2 separate regions of the Homo sapiens genome follow, and region 1 is linked to region 2. The links are chromatin loops, found by intact Hi-C in ENCODE. Cell type or tissue: heart left ventricle. All regions are shown on one strand. Each heading gives the region's core, and the rest is flanking DNA. Links, peaks and the distances in the headings are about the cores only. Region 1 overlaps PIP5K1B (phosphatidylinositol-4-phosphate 5-kinase type 1 beta). Region 2 overlaps PIP5K1B (phosphatidylinositol-4-phosphate 5-kinase type 1 beta).

Region 1 (9,007 bases), core at 2,034-7,033, 50 kb after region 2:
TATCTTACATCCCATAAATGTGGGATTCTTTTTAGTTAAGCCTTATGCTTACAAAGGACTTCACCATTGAATAATCAGATAAATGTTCACCCATATTTTTCTTTTACCTTTTATAGATTGTTGTTTATGTTTTCTTTTCTTTAATCTATGTTGTATTCATTTTGGTGTATGAAGTGAGGGAGATCTAACCTTGTTTTTTCACAGGTAGTTAACTATTGTCCTAATACCACTTATTGAATAAGATATTTCACTTCAAAGCACAGTCAAGTACTTTATCACTTTTGTTTATTGCGTAGGTAGTAGTGATAATGTTTATAGTGCTGCTACAGTGGAAAATAGTCCTGCTACAGTGGGAAAGGTGATTCCTATCTACTTTTCTTGCTTTATGTTTTCTAACATTTATCATGACCTATAATGACCTATACTTTAGGTCCTATGCTATAGGTTTTACTTACTTAATGCCTGTCCCCTTTATTTAAATGTAAGCTAGCTGGGCACGGTGGCTCACGCCTATAATCCCAAGACTTTGGGAGGCCGGGGTGGGCGGATCACGAGGTCAGGAGTTCGAGACCAGCCTGACCAACGTGGTGAAACCCCTTCTCTACTAAAAATACAAAAATTAGCCAGACGTGCTGGCACATGCCTGTAATCCCAGCTACTTGGGAGGCTGAGGCAGGAGAATCACTTGAACCTGGGAGGCAGAGGTTGCAGTGAGCCAAGATTATGCCCCACTACACTCCAGCCTGGGTGACAGAGCAAGACTCTATCTAAAAAAAAAAAAAAAAAAAAAAAGTAAGGTGACTGCTGTATCCCCAGCACTTAATGAAGCCATGTGGGTTTGGAGGGTGCACATATTGTAATTTTTATTTGTTGAATGGATGAATATACCATGTATACTGGGTCCGATCTTCTCCTTAAGGTCCAGGACAGATCCCTGTAGAGATTATCTCCACTACAGGGTAATTTTAACCATTCACTCCCTCTTCTGGCTCCACACCTCATCCTTCTATCTGCTCATTCTCATATATCATAGAAACAAACCTCCTCAACGATCTGTCTCTCTTCAGTTCCTGGTGTATCTTTTTCCTCCTTCACTGTCACCCTATTGGAGATGAGAGTTGGATGTACTTGCTGTCTCACTTTTTTTATTTCTTGTCACTATTCAGTGTTCTCCAGTGGCTTTTGATCCCACCACTCTACCAAAATGTTCTTTTTGAAGTAATCAACAATCATTGCTCAAGCCATTGAACAACTTTCAGTTTTTTTTGTTTTTGTTTTTGTTTTTGTTTTTTTGAGATGGAGTCTCACTCTGTTGCCCAGGCTGGAGTACAGTGGCACTATCTCAGCTCACTGCAACCTCTGCCTCCCAGGTTCAAGTGATTCTCCTGCCTCAGCCTCCAGAGTAACTGGGACCACAGGCATGCGCCACCACACCCAGCTAATGTTTGTATTTTTAGTAGAGACAGGGTTTTGCCATGTTGGCCAGGCTGGTCTTGAACTCCTGACCTCAAGTGATCCACCCACCTTGGCCTCCCAAAGTGCTGGGATTACAGGTGTGAGCCACCGCACCCAGCCTCTTTCAGTCTTCTTAAAACTCTCCAGCATGTGAGACCACTGATAGCAGTTCTCTGTGAAATAACGCTCTTCGCTTGTCTTTCGTAACTCAGGACTTCCCTGGTTGCCTTCCAGCCTCTCTTCTCCTCCTTGGTATCCTTTGGAAGCTTTTCATCCCTGCTTACTCTTATTGTGGTTGCTCCTCAGGGTCCAGGCTCTGACTCGGTCTCTTCTTATACAGCACTCTGGGTAATTCCCTGTTCTCCCAAGGGTTCAGTTACCATCTGTGTACTTGCAACTTACTCCCCACACTTCTAGCAATTCCCCTTGCCTGTCCACTCCCCAAACTTAAGCATCCACTAGATTCCACAAGCTCAGCATGCCCAAAATTGAATTTAGCCACTTACCACCCCAGAGTCTGCCTCTCTACCTGGGTCCACGTCTTATGGAAGACCACCACAATCCACCCAATTACCCAGCCAGAATGCTGCCATCATCCCTTGACCCCTTCCTTCTGCTTACCACCCACGTGCAGTTACTCAGCAACACCTATCAGTCCTCACTCTGCAGTATCAGGATTGCAGCCCCTTCTCTCACAGTACCTCTCCTGATTCAGCCACTGTGTTTTTTGGTTTGCAGGTTTTATTATTATTTTTTTTTTTGCATAAAGTTGTGGCCCCAAACAGGTCTCTTTGCCTCCCATCATGTACCCATTCAATCCAATTTCCACACACACACACTGCAGCTAGAGGAATCAGTTTAAAATATAAATCTGCTCTTGCTGATTTCTGTTAAAACCCTTCCATGCTAATAATAATAATAATAATAATGCTAAAGGAAATAAACGTCCATGGATTCCCTGGTGCCCAAAGTCCTTAACTTTCACTTAACACATTTCCTGGCACACAGTAGACACTCAATGGTTATTTGATGAATAATGCAATGAATGAATGGAATTTTTATCTAACACCACCATTTCAAAGGGTAATTAAATTATTAGAAAAGTAGACACTTGAGTTAACTTTAAGATGTTCCATCAACCATGGTTAATTTAAAGCCCTTAATGCCTAAAGGCATACTCCCCTCCCACCAAGAAAATAGTACCTGGTCTTCAAGTTTCTTTTTTGAAGTCAGTGTTTTTTAACCTTTTTAAATCCCTTCATCCCACCCACAAGTGAGTCATGCTGCCGGTGTAATAATGTCTACAAAATCCTATAATATTTCCTGGAAATATTAGCCACCATTATGTTGAAACTTCACTGAAATTCTCCATACGAATAATTTGTCTAAAGTACTAAAGCTTAGTTTCCTGAATAGAATATAAGAGTTAAATTAATTTGTTAGAGAAAATTAACTGTTCTAAAACTTCAGAACAATAATGCATTCATGAACAAACACTCGTGCACCTATTATGTATCTAGCACTACACTAAGCACTGATGATATAGAAAGCTTTTTAAATATTGATTAGTTCCTCCCTCAATAATTTAATAGTCTCTTTTGAGCCGGAGATTGAAACATGTGACAGATCTGTAATGAAACAATTGCTAATATTTCTGCATATGCTACTATGGGTACGCGGAGAGAAATAAGAGAAAAAAAGACCAATTCTTCCAAAAGAGAGCTCACAGAGAAAAAGATATTTCAACTAAATCCTGAAAATGTAACCCAGAGTTCATTAAGAAGAGAGACAGGAAGGGCATCTCAAGGAGAAAGAACAGCATGTGCAAAGGCCTAAGGGCAGAATGAACATGGTAGGTTCCAATATGGCAGAAGGGTGAGCTGAAAAGTGAACATGGAGGCAGTCGAGTGGCAGAATGCAAGGCTAGAAATGGACACAGGATACCTACTGCCAGCCATGGTTGAGCCAAAGACAAATCTAGGCGTTTCTGCCACACAAAAGGAAGCAACCAGCCACCCAAACCAGCTCTCAATGTTACCCAGTCAAAAGAGATCCTGAGAATTAAATTTCTGCAAAATCCAAGCTCTTATCTGCTGAGTGAGATCATTCCTTTAAGGAAGAAACTCACCACTTGAGACAAAAGTGAACTCTTTGTTGTGGTGCTATGTGGTCTTGGCAGAGGTTTGTTTTCCGGTCTTCTCTGCTCCTCATTATACGTGATGCTGATAAAGAACAAAGAGTTACTTCTTTTTCCAGTCTTTTGGCCCTCACTCCATGAAATGCCATGAGTATAGGTCTCCTGAGTATCTTTTCCTCATTACACGGCTCTCACCCTGATCGCATTTCCTTGGTACTGCCGAAAACCTTTTGATCATTGCTGTTTCTTCGTTTAGAGAAATAACATTGACCTAAGAACTATGATGTAGAAAAGCAGTTCTCAAACCTTTTGGTCTCAGGGCCACATTACACCCTTAAAAATTATTGAGGACACCAAAGAGCTTTTATTTATGTGGGTGATAGCTATCTATATTTCACATATTAGAAATTAAAATTGAGAAAAATTTAAAAATATTTATTAATTCTTACCAGTTAACAAAAAAAATTGCGTGTTAACATCAGTCAATTTTTAACATAAATAATTACAAAATATAATTATATTTTCCACAAATAATTTAGTGAGAAAAGTGGAATTGTTTTACCTTTTTGTTTGAAATCCTTAACGTCTGGCTTAATAGAAGATAAGTTGGAGTCTCACATCTGCTTCTGAATTCAATATGTGGTGACATCACAGGTCATGTAACATCTAGAAAACTCTACACATATGAGAGAATGAAAGTGAAAAAGGCAAATAATGTCTTATGATGATGATGAAAATAATTTTAACATCACAGATCTTCTGAAAGGGTCTCAGAGACCCCTTAGTTTCCACCCCACATCTGAGATCCTCTGATTTAGAAGTTTTAAAATACAGCTGGGCACAGTGGCTCATGCCTGTAATCCTAGCACTTTGGGAGGCCAAGGCAGGCAGATCACCTGAGGTCAGGAGTTCGAAACCAGCCTGACCAACATGGAGAAACCCCGTCTCTACTAAAAATACAAAATTAGCCAGGCATGGTGGCGCATGCCTGTAATCCCAGCTACTCAGGAAGCTGAGGCAGGAGAATTGCTTGAACCTGGGAGGCGGAGGTTGCAGTGAGCCGAGATTGCGCCATTCTCTCCAGCCTGGGCAACAAGAGCAAAACTCCGTCTCAAAAAAAAAAAAAAGAAGAAGAAGCAGTTTTAAAATACTATATTGAAAGACAGGAGTTTATTGAAGGTCTATAAAAGTTAGCAGATAGAGATGATAGGTTGATAGGTGTAGCAAACCACCTTGGCACATGTATACCTATGTAACAAACCTGCATGTTCAGCACATGTATCCCAGAACTTAAAGAAAAATAAAATAAAATAAAATAAATAAAAGTTAGCAGATAGAATGTTAAGGCAGAGGCCAGTGTGACAATAATGGCTTCTTCCTTGTAAAACAAGTGTAACCACTGTTTGAGAGAGTGGAGAATTAAGGTAAACATAACTTATTTTTTAAACATTCAAAAATTTCTTCCCCTCAAAGAAAAACAAATTCAAGGTTTATCTTTTTCTCCCCTCAGTTTAACCAGAAAACAGAATGCTAAAGAACTAGAAAATGAACCACCTAGAAAGCAACTTAAGAAAAGAAAGACACCTGAAATTCATGCTTGCTAGTTCTGTGACCCTGAGCAAGCCACAATCTTTCTATTCTCAGTTTCTGGGCCTAAAAAAGGGCCTTCCTCTTCCTCATACATGTGGATGGTTTGAGATATGCAATGTGAATGTTGGATTCCAGACTCTAAAGCCCTCCACAAATGTTATTTATTAGGATGATGATATTATTATGATTCTAAGACTGCTCGAGGGACAAATAAACCTTCCCTTCTCTTTAAGTGGAGAGATTGTCCTCCATTCTTCTCTCATTTGTGTGTCCCAAAGTCCTTCTCCAATTAAGTTCTTGCAAGCAGCCTCTGGGAAGGCCCCAGATGAGCTGTGTAATCTAAGCTCTGAGATTCCCAAGGCTAAACACAATTACTCTAATACACTTACTATCAGGCTACCCCTTTATGCAAACTTCTAAAGGAAGAGAGACACTGCCAAAAACATATTCAGGGGAAAACATAAAGAGGCCTCAACTTCCCTCTCCCCCTCCCTCCAAGGAAATTCTCAAGCAATATTAAGCCAAGAAGAATTATTGCAGCAAATAGTGAATGTAAATAAGGATGGCCTTGCTGCCGCTTAAGCAGCTTCCATGGACGTGTCCTCCATGAAGTCCCAGGCTTCAGCAAGCATGATTGATGGTGAAGTACATTTTCATTAGTTCAGGTTCCCAACACACTTCTGAAGTTGTAGACTGCTGTTTAGACAAAGATTGGAAGTGAATTATACGTCTGACATAAAACCATGACCTAGAAAAGAGCTAAAGGGTAGGAAATGTCAGTGGAAAGTCACAGAAAGAAAAAAGCAACCAGAAGTAACTTGGCTAAATTGGGCAACATGAGTAGAAGATTAAACATTGGCATGTTTAGAAATTCCCAGTCCCAAGTTAATAAAACCAGGGTCGTGAGAATTCTCTATACTTTACCATCTGTGCTTATCAACTCACCCATCCTCCTCCCAGCACTAGAAAAACATTGTTTGGAGAGGGGGGAATGATTCTTTAGCAATAAAACATTTGAATTTTACCTCAAGTAAGACTTTATTGCAAAATCTGGAGAGAAATTTTAACTTTTAATTTGCTCTAGGAAATTCTGATTTAAGTCAAGTCATTTTGGACAAATAATATAGCCAATTCATCGTATTCATCAGATGAAACAAGTTCATCTCCCTTTCCATATATATAAAATAAGCGTCTTGTCTTCTATTCAAATAATAACTAAAATGTTAATAAATAATAAAATATTCACTTTTAAATAAAATAGTAATGTGATTTTACAGTAAATATCTGTATTTGTCCTTTTCCTTTCTGTCTAGCTTTGAAGGCTTCACCGTCTAAGAAACGGTGCAATTCAATCGCCGCCCTAAAGGCCACTTCACAGGAGATTGTGTCCTCAATTAGCCAGGAATGGAAGGATGAGAAGCGGGATTTGCTGACTGAAGGACAAAGTTTTAGCAGCCTTGATGAAGAAGGTAAAGATATGTAACTTTTTTAAAAAGACAAACGTTCTTGTGATTTATTTATACAAGTAAATTTGCAGAAGAAAAATTTAAAAATACCTGCTCTAAGAAATAAAATATATTAATTAAGTTTTTAAAGGATAGCTGCAGTGGCCGGGCGCAGTGGCTCATGCCTGTAATCCTTACACTTTGGGAGGCCTAGGTGGGTGGATCACTTGAGGTCAGGAGTTCGAAACCAGCCTGGCCAACATGGCGAAACCCTGTCTCTACTGAAAATACAAAAAATTAGTCAGGCGTGATAGCGGGCGCCTGTAATCCCAGCTACTTGGGAAGCTGAGGCATGAGAATCACTTGAACCCAGGAGGCGGAGGCTGCAATGAGCTGAGATTGCACCATTGCATTCCAGCCTGGGCAACAGAGCAAGACTCTGTCCCAAATAAATAAATAAATAAATAGGATAGCTACAGTAAGATGCAGTTCATGCACATTTTAACTACCACATAAAAAATACAATTTATGGTTTACGATAAAAATTAGACAATACTAATTCAAAAAGAAAAATGTCTGCTTCCACTACCTGATGGTAACAAATACTAACATTTTGTTGCTTTTACTTCTAGACCTTATTCTGTACATGTACACATACACATATGCACGAGTACACATACACACACATACACTCAATGTAACAATAAGTTGTCTCTTCATTTAGGTCTTCTTTAATGATTTATTTTTTGGTACCCACTGGTAATACTCAGGAGGTACTACACGTTCTTTACTTTGAAAGCTTCATAACCATGAGCAGGTACCAAGAGAAGGAAAGAAAAGAGGCAGAAAGGAAAAATATGGAACGTTTCACAAATTTGCATGTCATCCTTGCACAGGGGCCATGCTAATCTTCTCTGTATCGTTCCAATTTTAGTATATGTGCTGCCAAAGTGAGCGCTTTAATGAATTTCAATAAAGTTTTATAATATTTTTCTTGTGTGGCTTGTACATATACCTTTTGTTAGATTTATTTCTTGGATAAATGCAGAGATATTGATATAGATTTTTTTCTGGATTTTTAAAAACAGTATCTTTTTTAAGAATTGAGTTTTCTGGCCATTTGTTGCTATTGCATAGACTTCACACCCTTTTTGTCTTTTTTTCTTTCTTAACTTGCTGGTTAGGACTTCTTGTACAATGATAAATAGAAGTGGTGATTGTAGACAGCCTTGCTTTGTCCTGATTTTAAAGGGAGTACTTCTAATGTTTCACTGTTGAAAAAGAAGTTTGCTGTATTTGATACCCATAATCAAGTCAAGGAAGTTCCTTTTTTTATTCCTACTTTGCTAAAAGTTTTTTTTTTAATTAATCAGGAAGGAGTACTGAATTTTATCAAATACTTTATCTGCCAAGTTAATCATTTGTTTTTTCCCTTCTAATCAAATATGGGAGAATGACATTTTAGATTTTTCTATTAGTATATTCTTTGGAGAATCTCAGCATTTCCTGAAAATGTCTTCTACTTTCTACAGAAGTTAAGACCTCTTCTAGGGGTTTTCTTTTCCTCAGAGTCTTTAAGATGTGGTGTTATTTCTATTCCTTCTTCAGCAGCACTTATCCATATGTGCTGTTTGGTTTCTTTCTTTCTCATCTTCCCATAAACCAACTTTTACCTGGAGTTAATGATTTCAGCAAGAGAGTTACAGAGGTGCCCTTGATCCTCTCCGAATTGGTGTCTCCAATTCCTAGCAGACATTCATCCCTTTCTCCTAAGCTCCCCTGCACTGGCATCTCCCACACTATACTACCTGATTTTCTGATAGCACATGCAAAACTGCAGGTGCCTGTAGTCTGGGAAATAGGATAAACTTATTTTAAAATTATATTAGTTTATTGATTTGCATATGTTGAACCAGCCTTGCATCCCAGGGATGAAGCCGACTTGATCATGGTGGATAAGCTTTTTGATGTGCCGCTAGATTCGGTTTGCCAGTATTTCATTGAGGATTTTGGCATCAATGTTCATCAGAGATATTGGCCTGAAATTTTCTTTTTTTGCTGTGTCTCTGCCAGATTTTGGTATCAGGGTGATGCTGGCCTCATAAAATGAGTTAGGGAGGATTCCCCCTTTTTCTATTGTTTGGAATAGTTTCAGAAGAAATGGTATCAGCTCTTCTTTGTACCTCTGGTAGAATTCAGCTGTGAATCTGTCTGGTCCTGGACTTTTTCTGGTTGGTAGCCTATTAATTACTGCCTCAATTTCAGAACTTGTTGTTGGTTTATTCAGGGATTCGACTTCTTCCTGGTTTAGACTTGGGAGGGTCCAAAGAATTTATCCCTTCCTTCTAGATTTTCTAGTGTATTTGCACAGAAATGTTCA
Region 2 (9,007 bases), core at 2,659-7,658:
ATGGTGAGCGCAAGGTTGAAAGTCCCTAGCATACTGCTGCCCTTAAATGTATATATTACTCTCTTTCTCTCACCACTCCCCTTTCATTGAAGCCTCAGGTGCCTCTACCCATCACTACCAATGCAAGTACACAAGCACACGCATTTGTTCTGTGTGTGTGTGTGTGTGTGTGTGTGTGTGTGTGTGTGTGTTAGAGAACACCCTTTGGTTTCTAGCCATTCTGTAATTACTGAGGGTTGCCATCATTCAGGAAATATATTTGAGAAACCCAATGGGGTTTTGATATTATATTATGGAAAACAAGATCTCTTATCTTCTGCCACACACTCAAATTTAATGGATTCTCTTTCTGAATTTCCTTGAACTTCTCACCAGCTGAAGAGATGCCTTAGACTTGCGTTTCACACTGTTGATCCAGTCAATATGACCAGATGGATGCCTGTCTTTAGCCCTCCCATATCCATTGCCCCAAAGGCTGGAAGTCCATTCTTTCATTCATCTGGACCTCACAAATTTGCTTTCTTTGGGGAAGATCCTTTTCTGAACAACTTCCCACACAGCCTCCCCAAGTTTCCTAATGAGTCTTTAAGCTGGAAAAATTATTTTCATAATGTGGTTAGAGTATTTACAAAGGAGCATAAGAATCTAAGCTCATCACTTCTCACAAGAAAAGTCTTTGTCCCTGTACCTAGCAAAAGGTAAATTAATCAATCAGTGGACACTTTGAACACCAATTATATCTAAAATGCTTTGCTCATAGTTGTAGGGAAATTCAAAAAACTGCAAGTCATGACACACAAAGAACTTAAAATCAAACTGGAATACTAATTTGTCTATGTAGAAAACCAATCAACTCTACCAGGCAATAAATGTAAAAACTGAAGCAAAACATGAAATACTCTAGGGTTGAGGTAGGGGTCTTTCTCTTTGTTGGGGTGATGATTAGGAGGTCTTCTTATGAGCATGATGTGGTTTTAACCATGCCTTAAAAACTACGAGGGATTTTAAAAGGTAGAAAAGAGATGGATGCTCAGGGGGTGAAGGGTTGGAAGGGGCACTGTAGAATCAGAGATGTGGATGTGTTCAGTTTTCGAAAGGACATTTAGTGGACCAATATGGCTGGAGGGGAGAGTTTTTATCAGGAACATTATTAACATTATTAAGAGATAGGTCCAGGCAACTCAAATAAACAAGCTTCTAAATTATAGGAAACTAAGGAAATATAAAGATTGACAAGATATTTGATGGTGTTGAGAAATAACTTTTTTGTGGGATAATAATATCATGGTTCTATTTTAAAAGGAGAATCCTTGTCTTTTAGAAGATATACTGAAATATCTATGGATGAAATGGTTTGATATCTGGGATGTACTTCAATAGTATCTGAGGAGTTGGTCAAAGCATACAAAATGTGAATTAGACAGCCAGGCACGGTGGCTCATGCCTGTAATCCCAGCACCTCAGGAGGCCGAGGTGGGAAGATCACTTGAGGTCAGGAGTTTGAGACCAGCCTAGCCAACATGGTGAAACCCCGTCTCTACTAAAAATACAAAAATTAGATGGGCGTGGTGGCACATGCCTGTAATCCCAGCTACTCGGGAGGCTGAGGCAGGAGAATCACTTGAACCTGGAAGGCAGAGGTTGCAGTGAGCCAAGTTCGGACCTCTGTACTCCAGCCTGGGTGACAGAGCAAGACTCCATCTCAAAAAAATAAAAATAAAAATAAATAAAAAACAAAATTTGAATTAGAGAGGAGGAATAAATACAGGAGATCTATTCTACATGGTGACTATAGGTAATAATAATATATACTTGAAAATTGCTAAGAGAGTAGATTTTAAAGATAAATGCTTGAGGTGATGGATATCCCAATTACTCTTATTTGATCATTACACATTGTGTATAGGTATCAAAATATCACATGTACCTCTAAAATATGTATAACTATTATATATCATTTTTTTAAAAAAGAAAAAGTTCCCACCACAAATAAAGTGATGAATATGTGAGGTAAATAATATGTTAATTAGCTTAATTGAGCCATTCCACAATGTATACATGTATCAAAACATCATGTTGTATACCATAAAAGTATACAATTTTATTTATCAATTCAAAAATTAATCGGAAGGATTGTGTACTCTAAACGGGTGAATTGAATGCTATCTGACTTACATCTCACTATAACTGTTAAATTGAATGCCCCCCTACAAAAAGAAAAATCTGAGGGAAGTAGGGCAGCAGAGTGGTTGGAGGTCTAGAAGAAACAAGATTGGCCATGAGTTGATCATTGATTGATCATGAATGAGTTGTCCATGAGTTGACGCTGGAAGATAGATACATGAGTGTTAATTTCACAATTCTTTTCGCTTTTATGTACGTAAATATAACTTAAAAGGTAGAGAGAGGCCAACTGTGGTGGCTCACGCCTGTAATCCCAGCACTTAGGGAGGCCAAGGTGGGTGGATCACCTGAGGTCAGGAGTTCAAGACCAGCCTGGCCAACATGGCAAAATCCCGTCTCTACCAAAAATACAAAAACGTTAGCTGGGCACGGTGGCATGAGCCTGTAGTCCCAGCTACTTGGTAGGCTGAGGCAGGAGAATCACTTGTACCCCGGAGGCAAAGGTTGCAGTGAGTTAAGATTGTACCACTGCACTCCAGCCTGGGCGGCAGAGCAAGACTGCATCTGAAACACACACACACACACACACACACACACACACGCATACACACACACACACACACACACACGCATACACACACACACACACAAAATAGAGGGAAAGATAGAGCCAGGTATGTAAGTGTGCTTTTGTTTGATTCCATTTGTCCACCTCCCTCATTCACCACACACATGGTTCAGTGTCTAGACACATCTCTGGGGCTTGCAAGAAACAGAACAAAGGCAGTGGCCTTAGCTAAACATAACTACCTGGTCCCCAACAGCTGCTGCCACCCACCTGTGCCTGCACTGGGGACACCTGCAGCACAGGACTGAGGCAGCTCCCCAACAAACTTTGGAGTCTCTGGAAGCTCACCTCCAAACCGCTCTATCTGGGACTGCACCTAATGATCTGGAGTGTGATAGATGAGGAAAGGGTCGTTTGCATGACACAGCATGCTTGAGTGTCAGGTATAATAACCTTCAGCGACTTTTTAGCTCAATCCTTCATTTTACAGATGAGGAATCTGAAGCTGGGATCAGCAAAGGGAGATGCCCAAGGTTACACACATTGGTGGGGGCAGAGCCTAGACCAAACAGTGGTCTCCCCATCCTTCCCCAAGAGCTTGAAGACCCTTCACCAGCTGGCCTCATGCTTTCCATATTTGATGAGAATCACAGACCTCTTACCAAATATGTACTCAAACTAGCCTCTTCCTAGCCCATTGACCTGTGATTGTCCATTCTGAAGAATACAGCTGAAAGAAGTCAAACACCTTTAACAAAACACATTGTGGAAGAGTTTAGCTAAAGGAAAGCACAGAAATAGGAAATAAGACATTGCTTGAAAAACCCTGTGAAGAAACAAAGGATACAGTGCCAATCACAAAGTGCATCGTGGTGGCTGTCAAACTGGGGCTACTCAAACCCACACTTGTAAGATACAGTGAGTTAAGTTGGAGGTGTGGGAACAATCTCTAGCCATTGGTAACTCCATACTTAGGTGTGATATTGAATACCTGCGATATGTGTGTATTTCTACTTAGCTTTTTGCTGTTGCATCTGGATTCCTGCCTGAATTACTCTGTTTATGCCCTCCATCCCATTAAAATTCACCCTGTGCATGCTGATTACAAGTTTCATGTTGAAACATGCATAATTTGGATTGTGAGACAGTATGGTGAAGGGGCTTCTGTACATACAGCAGTGCAAACTTTCCTTCTTCCTTATTCCTAGACAAACACCTCCCAAGGCAAAGCCAAAGGGCCCCAGAGCATTCCCATCTCTGCTTGGGCAACCAGCTATGGGTTCTTTCCTTCTCCATCATGTGCCTGGATATTCAAAAATCCAGTAGAACTTATATGAGTCTTTTCAGGCTCACCTGCGCCAATAAGAAAGAGAGCAGAGTGAATATTTCATACTATCGGGGGAAGAAATGGCACATAAAATTATCTCCACCACATGGGGCAAGTTTACATTGTTAATTTACACTGGCAGGGCCCAGCTGGGTTGTGCTCTGCTTTTTCTTTTTCTCCAGTGAATATAGCAGGGAGACCCTGCAGGAAATAGAAGCAAGAGCATGAATACATTAGAACAGCTTGCACAGATGACAAGTGCCTGGAAGGTGCATAAAACCCAGGAGCACACATGGGGGCTTTTGATCATGACTAATTAAAATGTTCCCATCTCTCCTCTTCATTTGCTCTTAAGAGGCAATGTTGCAAAGAAGGTGGCTTAGAAGAGAATGTGGTAACCAAGTTGTAGAGTGAGAAACCATAGAATTCTACAGCATAATGGTGATACTCCTGTTCAGTATCATAATCACAGTTTATTGCACATTGATGCTAGTCTATGAATAGCCCCCAAAGGGTTATTAAAGTGGATCAAAACAATTTATTATTTCATTCGTGTTATGTATAAATGACATAATAAAAGAATATTTGACAATGTAGTAACCAATGAAATAGTCTTCATATTATGTCACTGCATTTTTTTTTAATGTCACTGCTTATAGAAGAATTGGAGACTTTAATTGGGAGCAGATGTTCAGGTCTGAATCCAGTTTTTTCTAGACACCTCTTTCCGGATCACCCCCTAATTTCTCAATTTGCAACCTCTAATTTCTGCATCCTTTGTTGTTTTCATATTTTCACAACATAAACTCCTACCCATAAGGAAGTTCTGTGTCAGGAATTCAAATGCCATGGAACAAAGAATCCAAATTCCTAAAGAGAGTCTAGGGTCTGCCTTTACTTTTTATGAGAGCTTGGAGTCCACACCTTTATATTCCAGGGTCCCAAATTCGTGAGTAAATGAGAAACCCAACATTTTCTTGCTTCACTCAGAATGTTTTAGTGTCTCTTTGGATCACCCTGAAGTCATGGGCAGTAGGCTGAGAACCTCAGTGTATCCTAGGGTGGTATCAGCTCTTCCTTACCTGCCTGTGGAATGAGTATATTGTAGGCCGTGTGCTTCTCTCACCTGTGTGTGATCATGTCATAAAATTAACAACAGCAATACATGGTCACTCTTTGCCAGGGTTTTCAAAAGCATTCACTTTAAAAACTTCCAGTGACTTTCCAGTAGATATTATTACCTTTATTTTAGAAATGAAACTTCTAAAACTCCAAGATGCTAAATTCCTTACTCAGAATCACATAACTAGCAACTGATACAAATCTCACGCCCTTTTCACAAATCGCTCTTCCACAAGGACACTTTGTCTGCACACATGGCTGGGCAAGTGCTCTCTGATTCCTCTCGGTTTTTATGGTGTCCTGTCTGCAGTCTGATAGCTATTTTTGTTTTCCTAACTTATCCTCAACTCATCTGTAGGCTTAGGCTCTAATGCTGTTTAGCAAGAGATTGTCAAGAAGCAAGGCTAACAGAAAGAAGGGGAAGTGGACGATCAAAGTTGCCAATGACTTAGGAAGCCAGCAGACACTTGCTTCTTTCTTTTCTGGGATAATTTTGTTTCCTTTATCCTCAGTATTTTCAAAGCAAAATAATGTAAAAGATGTATCTAGAAGCTACCTTTTAATCATGTTTCTGCTAGTTTCTCTCTCCCTCCTCTCCCTTTTTCTTTCAGTCTCCCTCCTTTCAGGTTTTTCTATGATAGGGACTTAAATATTCACAAGCTCAGAACAAAAATTGTGGGATTTTTAGCCTTGATGTTTTTTCAGATGCCTACATCCTCAAGATATGGCTGTTTATATTACAGAGCTGTAGTATCAAAACAGCATGGTACTAGTATAAAAACAGACACATTGACCAAATAGGATAGAGAGCCCAGAAATAAACACACACACACACACACACACACACCCTATAGTCAATAGACTTTTGACAGAAGTGGCAACCACACACAATGGGGAAAGGATAGTCTCTTTAAGAAATGATGTTGGGAAAACTGGCCATCCATATTCAGAAGAATGAAATTGGACCCTTACCTCACATCATAAACAAGAATCATCTCAAAATGGATTAAAGTCTTAAATGGAAGGCCAGAAACTGTAAAACTACTAGAAGAACACATAGGGGAAAATTGCGCAGTATTGATTTAGGCAGTGATTTCCTGAATGCAACCCCAAAAGCACAGGCAAAAAAGTAAAAATAGATCAAAAGGGTTGCATCAAACTAAAAAGCTTCTGCACTACAAAGGAAACAACAGAGTGAAGAGACAATCTACAGATTGGGTAAAAATATTTGCAAATAACGCATCAGGTAAAGGGTTGATATCCAAAATAAATAAGGAACTCAAACTACTCAATAACAAGAAAACTAATAACCCTATTTAAAAATGAGCAAAGGACCTAACTATACATTCCTCAAAAAAAAAAAAAAAAAGATACACAGGCCAAGCATGGTGGCTCACCCCTGTAGTCCCAGCACTTTGGAAGGCTGTAGCAGGTGGATTGCTTAGCCCAGAAGTTTGAGACTAGGCTGGGCAACATGGCAAAAACCCATCTCTACAAAAACACAAAAAAATTATTCGGGCATGGTGGCACGTTCCTGTGGTCCCAGCTACTCAGGAGGCTGAGGTGAGAGGATCACCAGAGCCTGGGGAGGTCGAGGCTACAATAAGCTGTGATCAGCCCACTGCACTTTAGCCTGGGTGGCAGAGCAGGACCTTGTCTTTAAAAAAAAAAAAAAAAAAGACATACAGATGGCCAGTAGATACATTAAAAAATGGTCAACATTCTTAATCATGAGAGAAAACCACAATGAAATATCACCTCATACCTGTTAGAATGGCTGTTATCAAAAAAGATAAAAGATAACAAGTGTTTGGTGAGGATGTGGAGCAAAGGGAACTCTTGTATACTGTTGGTGGGAATGTAAATTCATACAACCATTTTGGAAAACAGTAGGGAGGTTCCTCAAATAGCTAAAAATAGAGCTACCATATGATCCAACAACCCCACCACTGGGTATCTATCCAAAGCAACGGAAATCAGTATGGCGAAGAGATGTCTGCACTCCCATGTCCACTGCAGCATTATTCAAAATGGGAAAGATGGAAGCAACATAAATGCCCATCAAAGGACAAATGGATTTTTTTAATGTGATGTATATACACAATGGAATACTGTTCAGCCTTTAAAAACAACAAAATTCTGTCATTTAGAACAGCATGGATGATCATAGAGAACAATGTGCTAACTGAAAGGAGCCAGGCACAGAAAGATAAATATCACATGATCTCACTTACTTGTGGAATCTAGAAAAATCGAACTCATTGAAGTAGAGGAGAATGATGATTACTAGAGGCTGAGGTGGTAGTGGGTGGATAGAGAATAGGGAAAATGTTGGCGAATGGATATGAAGTCTGCTGGATGGAACAAATCAGCTCTGGTGATCCATTGTACAGCGAGGTGAACACAGTTAATGTATATCTTTCTAAATTAATTTAAAAAGTGGATTTTAAATATTCTCACCACAAGGAAGTGTGTATGGTGATGGATATGTTAGCCATCCTGATTTGTTAGCCATTCTACAATGTATTCATGATCAAAACATCACATACCCAATACATATATACAATTATTATATCTCATAGAAAAACAAATACTGCATGTTCTCACTTCTAAGTGGGAGCTAAGCTATGGGTATGCAAAGGCATGCAGAGTGGTATAATGGACATTGAAGACTTAGAAGAGGGAGGGTGGGCAGGGGATGGGGAATGACAAACTGCCTATTGGGTACAATGTCCACTACTCAGGTGATGGGTGCATTAAAATCCCAGGCTCCACCACTATACAATTAATCCATGTAATCAGAAACCACTTGTACCCCTAAAGCTATTGAAATAAAAAAACTAAAATTAAACAAATCATTATTTGTCGATCGAAAATTTAAAAATAGAAAAATTTGGCCAGGTGCGGTGGCTCACGCCTGTAATCCCAGCACTTTGGGAGGGCGAGGCCGGCGGATCATGAGGTCAGGAGATCGAGACCATCCTAGCTAATGCGGTGAAACCCCATCTCTACTAAAAATACAAAAAATTAGCTGGGCATGTAGTGGGCGCCTGTATCCCAGCTACTCGGGAGGCTGAGGCAGGAGAAGGGTGTGAACCCGGGAGGCGGAGCTTGCAGTGAGCCGAGATTGTACCACTGCACTCCAGCCTGGGTGTCAGAGCGAGACTCCGTCTGAAAAAAAAAAAAGAAAAATTTAAAGATGATGTGGTTCTTTAAGCCCCTGCTTCTGCTAGGCTGGGTCTGTCTCACACCTGCATGGCCTCCTTATCTTTTTCTCTGCCACCCAGTGTTTCTCTAGTCAATTATGTAGCTTATTAATTAATAAACACTGAGCTTAATAAAACCAAAAACAGACTTCTTTGCTGGTTTTAGCATTTTTTGGTGACATTTACAGCCATACAATTATTGGTGGAGTTCAGCCATCTGACGGAAATTTCTTGAGTACCAACCATGTATGTAGGCACCTACCATGTTCCAAGGCACAGGTCCTGGAACTGTATCACAGTGTAAGATAGTCACAGTTTCTGCTGCACCGAGTTTTACAGTCTCTGCAACTCGAGGAAAAGGAAACAGGCAATTGCAGGATTTTGTGGTGACTTCTGTGATGAGAACATCCAGGGCCAGGAAGCAATTGATCTTTTATCCGCGGAACCAGGAAGAGTTTTCCAGAGCAAGTGCTGCCTCAGCAGGCACTGAAAGCTGAAGCTGTGGCAACAGTCTATGAATTATGCTCCCTACATCTTCCCCTTGTCCTTCTACGGTGGTTTCCTAACCCAACAGAGTGGTCCTCTGCTCCAGACCCTCCAATGGCTTTTCGGCCCCCTTAGAGAAAACAACAAAGTCCTTCCAGTGGCCTATAGCACTGG

What was found. A loop is a pair of places that touch in the nucleus more often than their neighbours do. Peaks named below come from ENCODE experiments on the same cell type or tissue, not always from the same donor. Only the 100,000 strongest peaks of a DNase experiment are listed, where the experiment ranks them.
Region 1: it touches region 2 in a loop (2.2-fold over the local background); 11 of 110 quality-filtered maps call a loop at or near these places.

The regions. Positions count from the first base shown.
Region 1 is chr9:68,928,395-68,937,401 of GRCh38, forward strand. It overlaps PIP5K1B (phosphatidylinositol-4-phosphate 5-kinase type 1 beta), which reads left to right. Exons shown (of 16, transcript NM_003558.4): 13 at 6,496-6,651. It also overlaps the pseudogene RNU6-820P. Among named protein-coding and RNA genes, the nearest start is that of PRKACG, 81 kb to the right of the region's middle. RefSeq lists an enhancer at 3,637-4,836. In heart left ventricle, for the core only: no CTCF peak of the experiment used is centred there; no DNase peak of the experiment used is centred there; H3K27ac peaks cover 747 bases.
Region 2 is chr9:68,877,864-68,886,870 of GRCh38, forward strand. All of the region lies in intron 6 of PIP5K1B (phosphatidylinositol-4-phosphate 5-kinase type 1 beta), which reads left to right. Among named protein-coding and RNA genes, the nearest start is that of PABIR1, 100 kb to the left of the region's middle. In heart left ventricle, for the core only: no CTCF peak of the experiment used is centred there; no DNase peak of the experiment used is centred there.